Linked DNA regions of Homo sapiens: region 2 is linked to region 1. Evidence: chromatin loops called from intact Hi-C (ENCODE). Cell type or tissue: ascending aorta. All regions are shown on one strand. Each heading gives the region's core, and the rest is flanking DNA. Links, peaks and the distances in the headings are about the cores only. Region 1 holds the start of DACH2 (dachshund family transcription factor 2). Region 2 holds the start of CHM (CHM Rab escort protein).

What was found. Hi-C counts contacts between places; a loop is a spot of excess contacts. Peaks named below come from ENCODE experiments on the same cell type or tissue, not always from the same donor. Only the 100,000 strongest peaks of a DNase experiment are listed, where the experiment ranks them.
Region 2: a loop joins it to region 1, with 4 times the contacts of the local background. A loop is called at or near these places in 2 of 110 quality-filtered maps.

What each region holds. Positions count from the first base shown.
Region 1 is chrX:86,145,023-86,153,364 of GRCh38, reverse strand. It overlaps DACH2 (dachshund family transcription factor 2), which reads right to left and starts at 4,914. Exons shown (of 12, transcript NM_053281.3): 1 at 4,257-4,914. The coding sequence starts at 4,744. In ascending aorta, for the core only: no CTCF peak of the experiment used is centred there; a DNase peak (open chromatin) is centred at 5,024; H3K4me3 peaks cover 2,223 bases.
Region 2 is chrX:86,042,597-86,050,938 of GRCh38, reverse strand. CHM (CHM Rab escort protein) reads left to right here and starts at 3,381. Exons shown (of 15, transcript NM_000390.4): 1 at 3,381-3,455. The coding sequence starts at 3,407. In ascending aorta, for the core only: no CTCF peak of the experiment used is centred there; a DNase peak (open chromatin) is centred at 3,368; H3K4me3 peaks cover 2,399 bases; H3K27ac peaks cover 1,222 bases.

The sequences.
Region 1 (8,342 bases), core at 248-8,247:
TGTAAAATGTGCTTTGATATTAAAAATCTCTTTAATATAAAACCATATTTATGTTCTGTTTATATACTATCAAAATAACAAGAAACCACAATTGGAAATTTTACTTTAAAAACTGAATTCTATTTGTTTGAATATATGTTGAATCATGTCTCCAAATGCATTACTAAAATATTTTCTTAATCATACTTTCTTGTTTCTTCAAGCACCCATTTAACTCTAAATGACCGAATAACATTAATCAGTTGGTCCTCAAACAAAATTAAATGCTGGTCATGAAATCTGACAATATTTTACTTTTATGTTGATAGGTAGGTAAAAAGAGAAACACTAAAATTTATTGATTGTTTAGTAATTTTCATATTTAGGAAAAACAATTTTTAATTTACTATTTTACTGCTTCATTAAACTTAGGAGAATTTAGTAAGAAAAATCTATTGCATAAGAGTGAAAATTGTCAACATTTACTTTCTAAACCTGCCTGTTCTCTCTGGTATTAAAAACTCTAAGTTTTCTTGCACAAAATATTAAACAGAAATCACAGTGCTTTATCTGCAAAAAACAAAATCCAAAACAGTATAGTAATTTTTCCCATTTAGTGTTGATTATTTTTATCATCATTTAAAAAATAATCCTCAAAATCATATCCTTATAATTAATTTTGGAAGTTAACAGTCATGAAGGAAAAATGTTGTACAGTTCTTTGAAATTACAGTGATGTAAACCTTGACTTGTCGAACAGAACAATGAATGGTCAAGAGTTTTAATCTTACTACCTCTCTAGCAGTTGAAGCAGATATTATTTCTTAACTTATTTTCCAGGAAGACAACTGAATATTTTTATAATTGGCTAACAACAAAATAGTTAATAAAAGGCACTGGTAGTTCTTGCTGTGACTTTCAGTACTATCAAAGAAACAATTATGTATATATTTTACTCATTCATTTTTCTTCAGTGCACATAATGGGCACTGAAGCAAATCAAAATGTCACTTAGTGGCAATACCTTAAGGTCTTTGAAAATGAACAATTTGAAAACAGTCCACTTTGTGTTTTCTGGGATAGCACAGAAAGCATTCCAAATGCTCTAAGTCAGGACTTGTACTCTTCCCCACATACTCAACAGAGAGGGGAAGAAATGTTTATTATACAGAAAGAGAAAATTGCCAATGACACCATTACAAATAGGCCTTCCATTCAACAACATATTATGAACATTTATCCATCAAGCGATGAAGATGAATCTCTTCTTTGAAATAAGAATAGTGTTTAAGAGTTTCTATTCGCTAAACATTTACTTTTTCCTTGCACTTCCCTCCCTGCTCTTAGCTAGAAGCACTAAGAAGTCATGAGTCCTGAAGGACAATCCTCTTTAGCCAGATCTCCATTGGTACATCACTCATCTTGGGGCATCTCTATAAGCTCTTCTGTTCCATCTTTCACTCTGTCTCAAGGCATCACTCTGCTCTTTTCCTGCATTTCTACTCTCTCACTGGCCTCGAGTCTCATCTACCTTACTTTGTCTCTCTTGGACCTCTTTCCTGTTTACATCCCTTACCTTTCTTTTCACTGAGTAGAAAAGTCACAGAAATAATGTTGATCTAAAAATTTTGCAATTTTCTTTAAAAATTCAGATTTTGGGAGTAACTTAAAGTATACATTTCTGTAAATAATCTTACCTAACATCATAAAGCATTTATTAAATGCATTATTATATTTTGTAATTTTAATAATGTGGTTAGGAGGGCACTTCGAATCAGCAAAATTTGTTGATATCATTTTATAATTAATTAGATTTTTCCCGGAAATTGTGGTTGTCTTCTATCTAAAATTGCAATTTAGGTGTGTTTCTAGTAGTTTTCCTCATCTTCACTGATGGATTGCATTCATAGAATATACTTCATAAATTTTTACAATTAATAAAATTGCAATACTTGTAACACAGTTTTAAAATATGAATATAATAAACCAAATACCCGTAAAGAAAAGAAAATGCAATAGAAGCCACATGAATCACATCACAGATCTATTTCTTCCTACATATTTAATATTTCTCTATCACCTTTATACACACACATACACAAAAGCAATTCACACACATGAAAAGTTACTATTGCTGTGATAAGCAGTAAATAAAAGCTAATTAGATAAAATAATAACCTAAAAATACATGGTATAACAGGGTCCAAAAATATTACAAGATCACCTGCCTCTGGATTTTTTTTTTTAGTAAGTAGCTCTAATAAAAATTAGGAAAAGTTTCCATTTATAGAGAAAAGTATCAAAATCATATTAAAATACTAATCTATTTATTTGAAAATCATGGTCATAGGTTTTTCTCAAGAATGTGCAAATTAATTGAGGAAGGAAGAATTTCCTAAGTGTAATAATTGTTCCACTTTAAGAATGGGCATTTTTAGAGATGGGAGAGGGGGAAGAGAGAAAGAACAGGGATGGAGAGATGAGAGACTGATAAAGAGAGAGAGTTAATAAGAGAATAGGTTTTCATGTCTGCAATTATTTAAATGTTTGAGTGTTTTTGGATGGCAACAAATGAATTAGATGGCCACTATCTGAAGTCCCTTGTAACCTTTTTAGTTTGTGTACTAATAAAATGCTTTGTAGTCGAAATAAAATTGTCTTTTTACTCTTACAATCCATAATTGCCTGTTTTATTGAGGGAGCTGTTATCCTTTGTGTTTTCAGGCCATCTATCTTCCTTAAGAAAAGCTGATATAATAAACCAGCTTTGTAAGCCCTAAATATGAATCAGGTAGGAGTTCTCACATAAATAGTTTTCTGTTTAATTGCTTGAACACAGAAAAACACTGCTCAATTGAAGAAAAAAAAGAAGAAGGAAAAAGCTTCCCTTGTAAGTTCTGCAGCATTATCTTATTGCAGCAGTAAGCAACAGTTTGCCTACAAGTTGTCAGTATCATTCAACTATACATGGCAATTTGGATTTTACAACAGATGTGGCAAACTGTTACAGTTTTAGTTCACAGACCCAGAGATTTTATGATTTAAAGTTCATTTTGAGAAAGTTGTTGGTTTTTTATTTTATTTTTGCAAAATAATAAGCAGTAGTGCTGTTTTACAACAAAATCCTTTGCTCCTTTTAACCACGTGATGGTGATTTTTGTGCCAAATCTGTGCTTTCCTGAGATGTTACCAAACTGGAGATGGAATAAACACTAGAAGACTAATTCACAGGCGTTTAAAAAGTCAGATAATCTTGAGTATACTTTTTTTCTTTTTAAACTCAGAAACATTGAACACAATTTGCTTCTCATATACAAATGGACATTTATTCACTAGTGTACTTCTAAACTGTGATATGAAGGAGGTACACTTACAACCAGGGAAGCTGGCCATCATCATTTAAGGAATCCTGTCTTTAAGGGAATGGGATCCTTCCAACTGTTCGCCTGGAAGAGCTGAGAGCATCCTCTCTAGAAATCTGCCAACTTGTACACCAACCTCCAATCCAGTCCCAGCCACAGTGGTTCATGCCCCACATTGCCCTCTGCAGATAACCCAAAACGGACGATCCCAGGAAAGTGATATTTGTCGTCGTCCTTTTGTAAAAATAGTATCCATCGACTTTCCTGTATCGTGTACTGGGGAGCTTTGCGCAGCAAGCATGAGCATACGTTCTCACGCGCACTTGCACACATACACACCAACACCACCACAAACAACAACACCACACACCCCACACATTCTCACAACAAACACACGGGATGGGGATCGAATCACCCTCTGGGATGGATTCTAGACTTCCCACCCCCTGCATGCCCCAAATGCTGTGTTCTGGCTTGCCAGCTTAGGAGCCCAGTTTACAGCTCAGCCAGCCCCCAGAGAAAGCCCTTGGTATCCGTGTTCAGAAGAAAACCTATCCGACCCGTGCGGCCACAAAAGAGCAGGAAAGAAAACCAAATAGAGAAATTAACAAATAACCACGAACAGCCAAAAGCCATGCAAGATATGGGCAAAAGGCTGGAAAGTTTCAATAGAGGACTGCAAACTCAAGTTTGCGGGACTTTTTTAGACCGAAGCCCTTGCACTGAGCGTGGACTAGAAGGCACCAGCATTAATGAAAGCTTCTAGTCCTCTTTCCCCACCGATTTACAGCGTGAAGAATAGAGGCAAACTAGTTAAGACTCACTCTACAAACAAAGTTGGATGAGGGTGGTGAGGCATGCAGAAGAGGCCAAAGGGGTAAGAGAAGTGGGAGAGCCAAGAAACGAGTGTCTCACCTGGCATTGGTGCAATCGGTGAACAAAGTTTCGAAGTCTTTCCTGGTGATGAGTTTGCAGCGGTTTACCCCGGGCTGGATGGCCCCCAGCCCGCGGAGGATCCGGACCTGCTCAACAGTACACACCACGGGGGATATATCCAGTCTCTTCAGCTTGGTGTACACAGTGTGCAAGCCTCCCACCAGGTGCTTGAGAAAAAGATCAAAGACTTGCGGCAGGCAGATCAGTTCCTGGCCGTCCATCAGGAACGAAGCCACCTTCATCCCGTGCATGTCGACCATGCGGCACTCGTTGGTGTTGGTGTTGCCCCTGCCGCCGCCTCCGGCACTGTTGCTGTGGTTATTAACCACGAAACTATTGATCATATTAGGAGTAAGACGAGGGGGCTCTCTGGGAGTCGAGTACAGGGGTTCGGCCCGGAATAAGCCCCCCGGGACGCCGGCGCCGCTGGAAGTTGCAGAGATCACTGGAGATGCGGAGACAGCCATGGTCACTCTGTCTCTATCGTGGGTCCTCCGGCCCTCGCTTTCTCGCCCTGACTCCTCTAGATCCCCTCGCACTCACTCCCTCACTCTCGCTCTCTCTGGCGCGCTCTCGCTGGCTCCGAACTGTTCGCAAGTCTTCAGCAGCCGGCTCACGCTCAAGCTCAACAAACAGTGAGCAGCCCCGACCCGCTGCGGCCCCAGACCCCACCCCCACCACACCCCCTCCGGAGACTGGCAGCGTCCCACAGCCAATGGGCCCCAGCCCTTCTGCGCCCGAGCGCTCCGAATGGCTGCCGCTGGTGAGGAGGTGGAGACTCCCTGGCCGGCGTCCGACTACCTGAGTGGGTCCAGGCTCGACCAAGAACAGAGATCCAGTCCGAGAAGGGGGCGGTGTGGTGCCTCTGCTTCTTGCCTCTCTGCCAGACGAGAGAACTCCCAGATGTCACGCAGAGTTCTCAAAGTGGCCTATGCTGTGAACCCATCCGCTCCGCGCTCCGCTGGTGTCGGGGTGGAAACGCAAAGCGCGACTCCTGAACGTGCCTCCCCATGCCCCTTCCGCCACCTTACACCGGGTTAGATCGTGGAAAGTGAGGTGGCAGCTCCAATTCCACTTGCGCATCTCTCCCAAACTCTGCGGGGGCTAATAGATGGCTTCGCCTAGCTTCCGGGAGAAAGACGCTAGCGAGTTCAGAAGTAAACAGCTCAGCCCTTTAGCCCACCTAAGTGCGCTTGGTGTAAATTTTCCCCTACCCAGCGCGCAGAGGAACAAGCGTCCGAGATCATACTCAGATCAGAGTTCTGGTTGCTAACTCGCACTGACATTCAGGAAGCGTAGTGAGCCTGTGAACACTTTGGGAAACAGAGAGACTTGCTCTGTGGGTGGCAGATGGACACCTCATTTTATGGCACTTCCGCCACTGTCCTGGAAGAGACTTGTCTGTGTCCCCGTCCCTTAGTGTCGAGATTGCCCTGGCCCTACTCCCCGCTAAAATTGATAGGAAATGTTTGTTTAGGACTCAAAACAGTCATCACGGAATATGAGGAAAGGGCGAGGGTTTGCATTCTTGAACGTGCATTTTCCTTCCTCTTCCATTGGCTTTGAAGGTCCAGTGATTGGAGCTCCAGTCCTAAACAAGATTCCACTTCCCCCACTCATCAAGCGTCCCAAACGTACTAAGAGCTTATAGAACAAAATGTCTAAGCAGGGTACATTCCAGGGAAAAGGAATGGTCTTTTCCACACAGCATATGGTGGTTAGATCGCCTTAGCAAAGTTGTTTTTGTTTGTTTTGAGACAGATTCTCACTCTGTCGCCCAGACTAGAGTGCAGTGGCACAGTCTCGGCTCACTGCAGCCTCCGCCTCCGGGGATCAAGCGATTCTCCTGCCTCGGCCGAGTAACTGGGACAACAGGTGCGCGCCACCATGCCTGGCTAATTTATGTATACATATACATATATATATACACACATATACATATATATACATATATATACACACATATACATACTTTTTTTTTTTTTTGTAGAGACAGGGTTTCACCATATTGGCCAGGCTGGTCTCGAACTCCTGACCTCGTGATCCGCCCTCCTCGGCCTCCCAAAGTTCTGGGATTACAGGCGTGAGCCACCGCTCCTGGCCTAGCAAAGTTGTTTTAAGACTCCTTGTCAAGCTATTCATTCTCTAAAACCAAGATATTTCCTTTCCTGTGCTCCTCTTCTCTGGAGGCTGTTAGTTATTCATAAAGTGAAATCCAGGTTTCGTTTCTTTACAAAACGTTACCAACTACATGGCTTATGGTAACTTCTCTGATATTCTTCTAAAATATAAATAATGTTGGAAACTTACTGAATTTTATTCAGCCCTAGTTGTACTTAGCAGGATCAACGAGAAATGTGTGGGTTCTTTTTGCTCCCTTATTTAGTTACAGATACCCTAAATTGGATTTTTCTGCCTCTTTCTACAACATATTTTCTTCTTTTCTCATTTCATCAACCAGGTTTAAGAACTGCCCTTTGAATCTCTTCATACTGTTTCAATTTCAAATTGTACAGGGTTAAAATGCTAAGAAGTTGTGATGATCATTGCTTTCAAAATGCAGTGATATGACTCTAACATAATAGATTGGGATATAGGCAGCCACGAGACATTTTTAAAAGGCATCAAAATGTTTTTGCTACATCGATACTGTTGTGGGAAGAAAGTAATAAGGGGCAAAAAAAGGACAATTGAGAAGAAATAGCAAAGGCAGAAAACGCCTCAACCAAAAGTAGAAGTATCAAAAAAGAATAAAACAGCACTGACAGAAATGTTTGTATTTACCAGTTTTTAAAAAGAGAAATCCCAAATTGTATTCAACAGGTGTTTTGACTGAAATGGCTGTTAAACTATCTGTTGAAATAGCTTGCCTCTGATAACTTATTGTGATTGAAATTTCCAGGTGAATAAGTTTGGCTGTAAAGGATGTTTTATTTTCAAATGGCTCTAATTACGTTAAAAATCCTAAGGCCAAGCTACCCCTTGTATGTAGCTGTGCCCACATTATCAAGGCCTTTTTATTTGCAGAGCAATTTGGGGTTTTCAGCAATAAAACATTGCACAGATATTTTGATGTTTCAAATTTAAGAAATCTGAAATATAAAAAAAGAAAGGCAGATTATTCATTCATGCTGTAATCAGTAATTGTGAAATTGAAGAACAGACATACTTTGACAACTTTAGAAAAGGCACAAATTAAAAGTCATGTGTTTAATGAGATGTATCAGGTTTACAGTAATATTTTAATTATTACTAAAGATTACGGTTCTATTTCTAGCAGAAATACTAGAGACTCAAATTGGCCATTGATCATTGAAAGGTTAAAGTTCTTTGGAAGTTTTCAACACGCAAAAGACCCTCGGTTTCATTATTTGAATTCCTTCTCATTGCAGTCTTCTAGATAAACTTGGTAGCGTTCTTAAGTAACACATGCAATTTAAACATTTAGTCGTTTAGATCTAAGAGAGCAGGTTTTGTCTCCTTTTTTCTTGACTTTTTGATTATTCTATTTTTTATCACTACTATTTCTACTATTACTATCAGTGCTTTGAGATTGAGACAATCAATTTTACACAGAGGGTTTGTTTTTGTCCCTTTCTGATTTTAATGTCTTCCATAAGCCAAACATACTTCTAAACAGGGCTAGGTTTCTACAAGACCAGAGGAAGCCTTTCACATCAACACCCTGTAAGTTTGGAATTGCTTGATGCAATATAAAATCATAAAAAGGTGGCAGTAAACAGAGTACCCTTGGGAGATGACTCTCTATGGAGAGAGGCACTGCATTAAAACTAAGAAAATACTCAAGGTTTGTGAATTAATACAAGACAGGAGCCAACCACCGCAACAAATAACGACAAAATTAGTATAAGCAGGTACCATATCTCATCAGAAGAAGTTCTAATTCCAGTGGAATGATTTGGGGCCTAAGTGTAGTTTCCCATACACTGAAATGCTGTAAACTTCCATGACTTAATTAACAATTTACATTTTATCTTAATTCATACTCAGTTTGGAGGGGAGGGTGCTCATCTGTGATTTTAGGCAAAATATTCTACTTTGACA
Region 2 (8,342 bases), core at 246-8,245, 100 kb after region 1:
AATTCACTATAGGAATTTCAAAATACAGTTGAATGCCTTAACAACAGACTAGACAAAGCAGAGGAAAGAATTTTGGTGCTTGAAGACTGGTTATTCTAATCAACCTACACAGACAAAGAAAAAGAAAAAGGAGTTTCAAAAAATGAATGAAGCCTCGGAGAGATATGGGATTATGTAAAATGATCAAACCTACAACTCATTGGCATTCCTGAGAGAAAAGAAGTGACAGTAAGCAAGTTGAAAAACATATTTCAGGATATAATACATGAAAAATTCCCCAACCTTGCAAGAGAGGTCGACATGCAAATTCAAGAAATTCAGAGAATCTCTGAGACATATTATGCAAGATGACTATCTCCAATGTACATAGTCTTTGGCCCAGTGGGGTGGCTCACGCCTGTAATCCCAGCACTTTGGGAGGTCAAGGCGGGCGGATCACGAGGTCAGGAGATGGAGACCATCTTGGCTAACATGGTGAAACCCCGTCTCTACTAAAAATACAAAAAATTAGCCGTGTGTGGTGGCGGGCGCCTGTAGTCCCCGCAACTCGGGAGGCTGAGGCAGGAGAATGGCGTGAACCCGGGAGGCGGAGCTTGCAGTGAGCGGAGATGGCGCCACTGCACTCCAGCCTGGGCGACAGAGAGAGACTCCGTCTCAAAAAAAAAAAAAAAAAAAAAAAAAGATGTCCTTAGAATAACAGAATAGATGCAATTCAGCTGTTTTGCTTTACGCTTTTTTTACTGCAATTATTAACTCCTATATTCATCTTTACTTTGCATAAAGTCTACAAAAATACATTTGAAATAAAAGGTATTTGGAGCATTTTCTCCATGCACAAGATTGAAATTTTCCTAATGTAGTAATCTTTTCCATGCCCAGAAAAGGGCATGAATAAGTCCCATAATAACTTTAGAGAAAGAACAGCAAAATATAAGTTGGTAATATTATCCTTCTGAGGATTGTGCTTTCTATCCTTAGGGGAAAAAAAGAAGGTTTCAAACTAAGGGCAGCACAGATTGGAAAATCTATGCTACAGAGTAATTACTTGTTTATTTTGTTTTACCCTACTAAATGTAAACTTCATGAAGACAGGGGTTGTTGTCTGTTTTGTTCATTGCTCTAATCTCAGCATCCAAAATAGTGTCTTGCACATAGTAGGTGCTGAATGAATATTTGAGGAATAAACAAATTAATGAATTGCATCTTCATGGTGTGATTGTCAGAAAATTTCTGAATCCCTAGAAGGTCAGTGATACTCATATTGAAAAGTATATGTATGTAGTTTATATATCTCGTATACATGAACAAATGTATATAAATATATATCCAAAGTATGGTAGAAATACTTTTATTTATCAGGTTTTTAACCATCCATCTGTGGCTTCTCATTATTAGAGAAGATTTTGGAAAGTTTTCTGTGTTTACTCTGAGAAATCCATTTGTTTCCATTTTCTACTGTCTTATCAAGAGTCTCACAAATAATATCTGTTTCACTTCTGATAATACTAAAAACTTGCTTTACATACCAAGGCAAATGACAAAGTGGTTTACTGAACAGTACATTATACTTCTCAGGGGAATCTGTTTTACAGAAAATACTAATCAAAGACCATATCTTAAGAGAGTTGTGTAATACAACTGGATGATCTATAAAAGAAAGTAATGAAACATGTACAATGTTGCTAATGATTATGGTAAAATGCAAGAGAAATGCAGTAAAAAGCGTATCAAAATACATTTTAAAGCATTTTCATGTAAATATTTACAATTAATGGACACTGAACATCTTCTAAATATAAGACACATGATAGTGGTGGGCAGATATAAAGGCAAAGATGGTAAGCACTATGAGGACAGGGACTCGTCTCATCCATCTATTAGGGGAGTCAAAATCAAGTTTGGTTTAGCAAACATTTATTAAATTCCTACTATGCACCGGGCTTAGGTTAGGTGCAGGAGTGAAAAAGATAAATGAGACTTGGTGTCTGTCATGCTGTACAGGGGTTTATAATTATGGTATTGCATGTCTGGGTGTGTATTTTTGTGTGGATATATGGGGATATGTGTACTCTATAGGAATCGTCATAAATGCAGTATGGCGGGTTAAGACAAAGTCTAGCACCATGTAGGGAAACAGCCCACACACGGAGACGAAAGGAGGAGGAGGTGGAAGCCCAGCGACATCCTGGGAATAACTGTTAGCTAGAGAATGGGAAGATCATTCCATGCTGAAAGAACAGCATGAGCGTGGTCAGAGACTGGAAAGAAAACAATGTCTGGGGAACCACAAGCATCTTAGCGGATAGGTGGTGTCAGGGAAGGCCCACTACTGCACATTATCTTTGATTTATTTTGAAACTCTTGTAAAATAACTACACAAGAAATTTCTGTCGTCAAAAAAGTATCCTCCTTCATTCCCAGCATCCTTCCCCTTTTGCTTTGGTGTTGTCAGACAGCGGAGTATTAAATAATCGGGGGCAGGGTGGGGGGCGGTTGGAGGGAAGCGGTGGGAGGCGACAGACCTTGAAGATACTTATGAGAGCTATGTTAGCTGTTAGACATAGACGACCTAAAGCCCCTCATCAGATACAATCACTTTAATATAAAGACCATTTTACCTTAATTATTTCTACGGTAGCTTATGGAAACTAATAGATTGGAAACTAAATGTAAACTAAGGAGAATCTTACATGAACTTATCTAGTTGGTGCGGAAAATCGAATTCAGACTCAACAGACGCTTATCCAGCGCAACCATGCTTTCATATATTTTTTCCCTCCTGTAAAGCAAGGCTAATTTATTGCCCGAGTGGCTGTCTGGACTAACTGGAACAAATACGGACGCGGTGGGAGTTCCATTCTGGCGAAACTAGGGTGAGAGGTTTTTTGTGGGTTTTCATCGAGGAGACATGGAAACGAAAAAGATATGGAATATATTCTGAAAGTATTGGTGTGAAAAACCATGCCTCGAGGGCCAACACGAAAGTACAGAAACGATGGCGGGAAACAGTTTTTTAGGCTGGAATGAAAGTCTCCTTTGTTCACAGAGCAAACCGCCTTCAATTTCACTCCGCTCTCCGTGTCTCCTAACAATTTTGCTTCAGTATTGTCAAGGGGTATCCAAGTCTCCCACATTCATCCTAGCTAACGGAATAAAAATCTACATTTCTTTCCTACTTCAACCCTCCAGGCTAAATGAGCTACAGCATTCAGCCTGGAAAATGAGTCGAGCTTTTAACTTACGTGTAAACATTTTAAATATAATACTGTAGTCGCCTGCCTGGACCTTCCACCCAAGAACTACAACACCCAGAATGCACTGTTTTCTTTTCCGCCTTCCACGGAGGGAATGCCTAACTTGATCTCATTTCCACAAGTAATAGTCACATGACACGTTTCCCGTCAAGATGGCGGATACTCTCCCTTCGGAGTTTGATGTGATCGTAATAGGGACGGGTATGTGTAGCCTGGTGCTTCCTGGACAAAGTTTAGGAAGACTGTCTTGTTTCTGTTTTTTCTGTCAGTGGCGAGTTTTGGGACAAACATCGTGGGTCGAGAGTGGGAGGGAGAACTGAAAGGAAGTGAGGTAGTCCGGAGTCAGCGCGGGAGTTGGCAGTTACAGGGAGGGGCTGGGACCCGCAGTGCTTATCGCCATTTGAGTAGGGGTTGATCTGGTCGATGCTGATTGCTGAGGTTGGTTGCTGCGGTGATTCCTGTTAATTTCCTTAGAGGGAAGTGGATGTGCAGTGTCATGAAATGGAGGGTCGGGATTTTATCAACGGAGACGACTTTGGCAAGACATTATGATTCCTTCCTTATTGATTTCAAGGTGATATTCCCCATCATTTTGTCTCGCCATTTCATAGGACTTTTTCATAGATTTGTATGATCTTAGCATACATCGCAGCTCAGACACAGCTTAATCCTCAGTTTTACAAGAAAGATGCTCAATTATTGCCCATGTGCGTATGAATTTACTAGGGAAAGTAAACGGATTCTATTTTGTTGAGAAACCTAGGGAATTTTATTTTGTTGAGGTAGCCATTATTCCTGCTTTATGGTGCTTAAAGCATCTTGCTTTCTACCATCAATAACTAAATGTGCTGAGAATAAGGTCCTGAGTTCCAGTTCAGGTGTGTGACCTTATCTAACTCTTGTTTTCCCGTCGTTTGTTCTTCATGTTTTGGGTGGAACCAGAAACTCCTCTGCAGTTTCTAGTTGACATATTCAGTGTACAACACGTAGCAGAACACATATGGCAGCAATTTCAATTTTTTTTAATAGTGTAAGGGATGATCATTTTAGATGGAATGAAATAGGTTGTTTGATGGGGTTTTTTACTGTTTGTAGAATGTGGTAGGCCAGAGAAGCTCTGGTGGATGGGACCCTGTCCATTGTGTTAATGAATTCAGTTCGTTGTCTTCTCATACAGCCATGATTAGGAGCAGCCATGTTTTCAGGTTGGGAGTAAAAATAATAGCTACCTGTTTTCGAATGCTTAAAATTTCCTAATCACTGTGCTAAGCACTTTACAAGCCGAACATAATCCTCACAACCTTGTTAGAGTAGTAGGTACTCTCTGCATTTTGTAGAAGAGGAAAAGGGGACTTGGAAAAGTTGTAATTTGCTCAGGATCACACAGCTGGTAAATTTCCAAAGGCCCATTCCATCCCAGGAAAACAGTCAGTGGTTCTGATCCTCAGAGTTGACCCATATTCGTAGAAACAATTGAGAAAACTTGGTTTTAGGTCTTGCTTAGTGCTAGTATGAATTGCTTGAATTGGGAGGGCCAGGCACTAAATCTCTCTGAGCCTCAGTTTCCTTGTTTTTGAATATAAGGAAGGTAAAATAGATGGTCTTTATGTTGTCTAACAAAAAATGCCTGGGTAACAGTTCTCAGAACAGCATGGACAGGTTTATTCTTAGCCTGAAAATAACTGCATGGCTGCAAATAACCTGGTTGTAGCTGCTATGAACAGATGTTGGATGAGAGCTGGAAAGAGCCAATGGACTATTCATTTTTTCTTTTAAGTCTATACTAAAACTGAGAACAGCATCCATTTTGGAATAGTTGTTATACCATACTTGAGTTTTATAATCTTGCTTTTTTTGTGTAGGAACTTGAGGTGTTTTTAACAATTTTTTTAATCAACAATTTTTTTTTTCAGGTCTGGGTTCAAATTTTAATTGATGAATGTTAATTCTTATGAATGATGCTAATGTTTTTCATAAATATTTTGCCTTCTGTACAGTTCAGAATTGGAAGACATCCATCCTGATGGAGTCTGTTATGGTAGAGGTAGGAAGTTACAGTGAGTGAGCCAGAGAATTGCATCAGGTGACATCGCTTATATTTGGAAAAATACTCATTTTATACTTATCCCAGTGAGTGCAATGTTATTTTTCAGTGTTTGGGAAGAACTTATTTGAAGTTAATCTTAAAACTTAAATTTTTCATATTGTTTATTGGTGACACATTCTAGGTTTTATCAAGCACATTGCTTAAATTTATGATATGTAATTTTGCTTTTAGGTACATCAAAAGTGTAAAAATTGAATAAAAGAGTCATTCCCCAAATAAATGATTCCAACAATTCCAATCATGATTTAATTTGATTTATTTTTTAGTGTGCTTGGGATATTTCTCTTGTGAAATAGTTTGCTGAAAGTAGCCTTTAAAATGTTTGCTTTATTAAATGTATTACATTGAGCAAATCATAGAAAAAGCAGTGTTTCATAGATTCAGTTGTATTAATAAAAGTAGAAGCAATAATGCATGCATCAGAAACATGAAGAAATAGGCTATTAGATATACTTTTTAGCAGATTTAGTCCTAGTTAAAATGTCATAAAGGAACAATTGCTTCATCAAGTATAATCATGGAAGATAATATTTTATAATCCCTTTCACCTTGATTAACTTGCATTATCATTTTCTGTAATGCAAGATGGAAATTGTTCCTTAAGATCATATTTTCGAGAGATTATGGAAAAAAATAAACTTTGTATTTTCTTAGTTAAGCCCATTTCCTTCTGATTAGAAAATACAGTAAATATCTCTTGAACATCCAAAGACAGAAGAGTAAGCTAAAGTGGAATTGCGGAAAAAATAGAAGAAAATGGAATAAAGAAGGAGGGCCAACTGGAGTCTCAAGGGAGAGGATAAAAATAGATATATGTGGTAAGGGTCTAGAAGGTGCTCTTCAGCTTGGGTACAGAATTGTCATTTTCAGGGTATTTTGCCATTTAAAAAGTCATTTAAATGACAGTTTTGTGGATTATAGACAAGTACCATTGGTTGAACGTTAAAAGTCGTCCCAGTAACATTACATCTCACTGGAGGTGACTTATCTGGAAGCCTGTGTAATCTGCAGCACAGCAGAGCCAAGAACTCAACAGAAGAGCAGTCAAGATGGAAGTTATAAGATCTATATGATAATATTGACATGCTTCATACATAGGGGAATCCCTGAGATCATCACTTAGAACATATTCATCCTCATTTTAAAAATAATTCTAGCAAGCTCAGCATATTAGAACCACCCCCTTAGAAGATACAAGGAATGTTATCAACTTCTGCAAAGACTATGTTTGGTGGGGTTGCTATTAGACATACAAATGACAGTTTGTATAGGAAAGGGAAGAGAAAAACACCTAAAATGCAAACTTACATCAAACATCACAAAGGCCTGATAACATTTAGTGTAGTGACAAATACTCATTTTTCAGGTCATTCAACCCACATTTACTGAGAACCTAGTCCCTTCCCTTGTGAAGTTTACTGTATTGCCTATTCTCAGGAACGTTCTGGCCTTCCTAACAGTCATATCCCCAAAGCTGTTCTTAAGACAATGTAGGCTTTTCATTGCATCCTTCTTTCTTTTTGAAGACCATGTAGACATTCAGCCTGCATTTTTTCTTTTTAAAAGCACACTGCTCACATCTTTTGGAGTTCTTCCCCTAAGATGGGCTGCAGAGTAGGTTAGCTTAATTTTTCTACTGCATAGGATAAACACATATATTCTTTTGATTTAAGAGTTTTATTGTTAGCCAAGCATGGTGGCACGGGCCTGTAATCCCCATTACTCTATAGGCTAAGGCACAGGCATCCCTTGATCCTGGAAGGCGGAGGTTGCAGTGAGCTTAGATGGCACCACTGCACTCTAGTCAGAGAAACAGAGTGAGACTGTCTCAAAAAAAAAAAAAAGTTTCATTGGCCAGGTGCAGTGGCTCAGGCCTGTAATCCCAGCACTTGGGGAAGCCGAGGCAGGTGGATTGCTTGAGCTCAGGAGTTTGAAACCTCAGCCTCCCAAGTAGCTGAAATGGGTGACACAGCAAAACTGTATTTCTACAAAAAAAATACAAAAATTAATTGGGTATGGTGACACGTGCCTGTAGTCCCAGCTACTTGGAAGGCTGAGGTGGGAGGATTGCCTGAAACTGGGAGTTTGAGGCTGCAGTGAGCTATAGTTGTGTCACTGCACTTCAGCCTGGGCAACAGAGCAAGACCCTATCTCAAAAAAAAAAAAAAGTTTTATTGCTAAAGATTATGGGGAAAGAGAAGGGATAGCAAAGATAAACATGGAAATTATAAGGAGTACTGCCCCTAAATCCTGATTATCTTGCTAGATAGTGTTTAGCACCATACAGTAGTAGATGTGGCAGCATGGTGTATGATAATCACATGACCATCCTATTGTGTGATTTTGGGAAAATTACAGAATTTCTTGTGACATCATTTAGTTCATCTGTAAAGTGAGAAATTTCAATAGATGATCTCCAAGGTAGGGATCTACCAGCCCTAAAATTACCATTGTATATATCTATTTATGACACCATGTCCTTGAGAAAAGGCTAAATTCTGTTCTGTGTAGTCTTTTTAAGAAGGAAAGTCAGTGTTTCATATACTTCAGAAATTTTCCTATAAAAATGGCTGATAGGGTTTAGATATTTGTCCTGCCCAAATCTCATGTTGAAATGTTATCCTCGTTGTCGGAGGTGGGGCCTGATGGGATGTGTTTGGGTCATGGGAGTGGATCCCTCATGGCTTGGTACTCTTCTTGTAATAGTGAATTCGTTCTTGCAGGATCTGGTGGTTTATTTTTTAATTTTTTTTTTGAGACAGGGTCTTGCTCTGTCACCCTAGTTGGAGTGCAGTGGCACAATCATGGCCCACTGCAGCCTTAACCTCCTGGGCCCAAGCAATCCTCCCACCTCAGACTCCTGAGTAGCTGAGATTACAGACATGCATCACCATGCCTGGCTAATTTTTTTTTTTTTATTTTTGTAGAGATGGGGTCTGCCTATGTTGCCCAGGCTGGTTTTGCACTTCTGAACTCAAGCA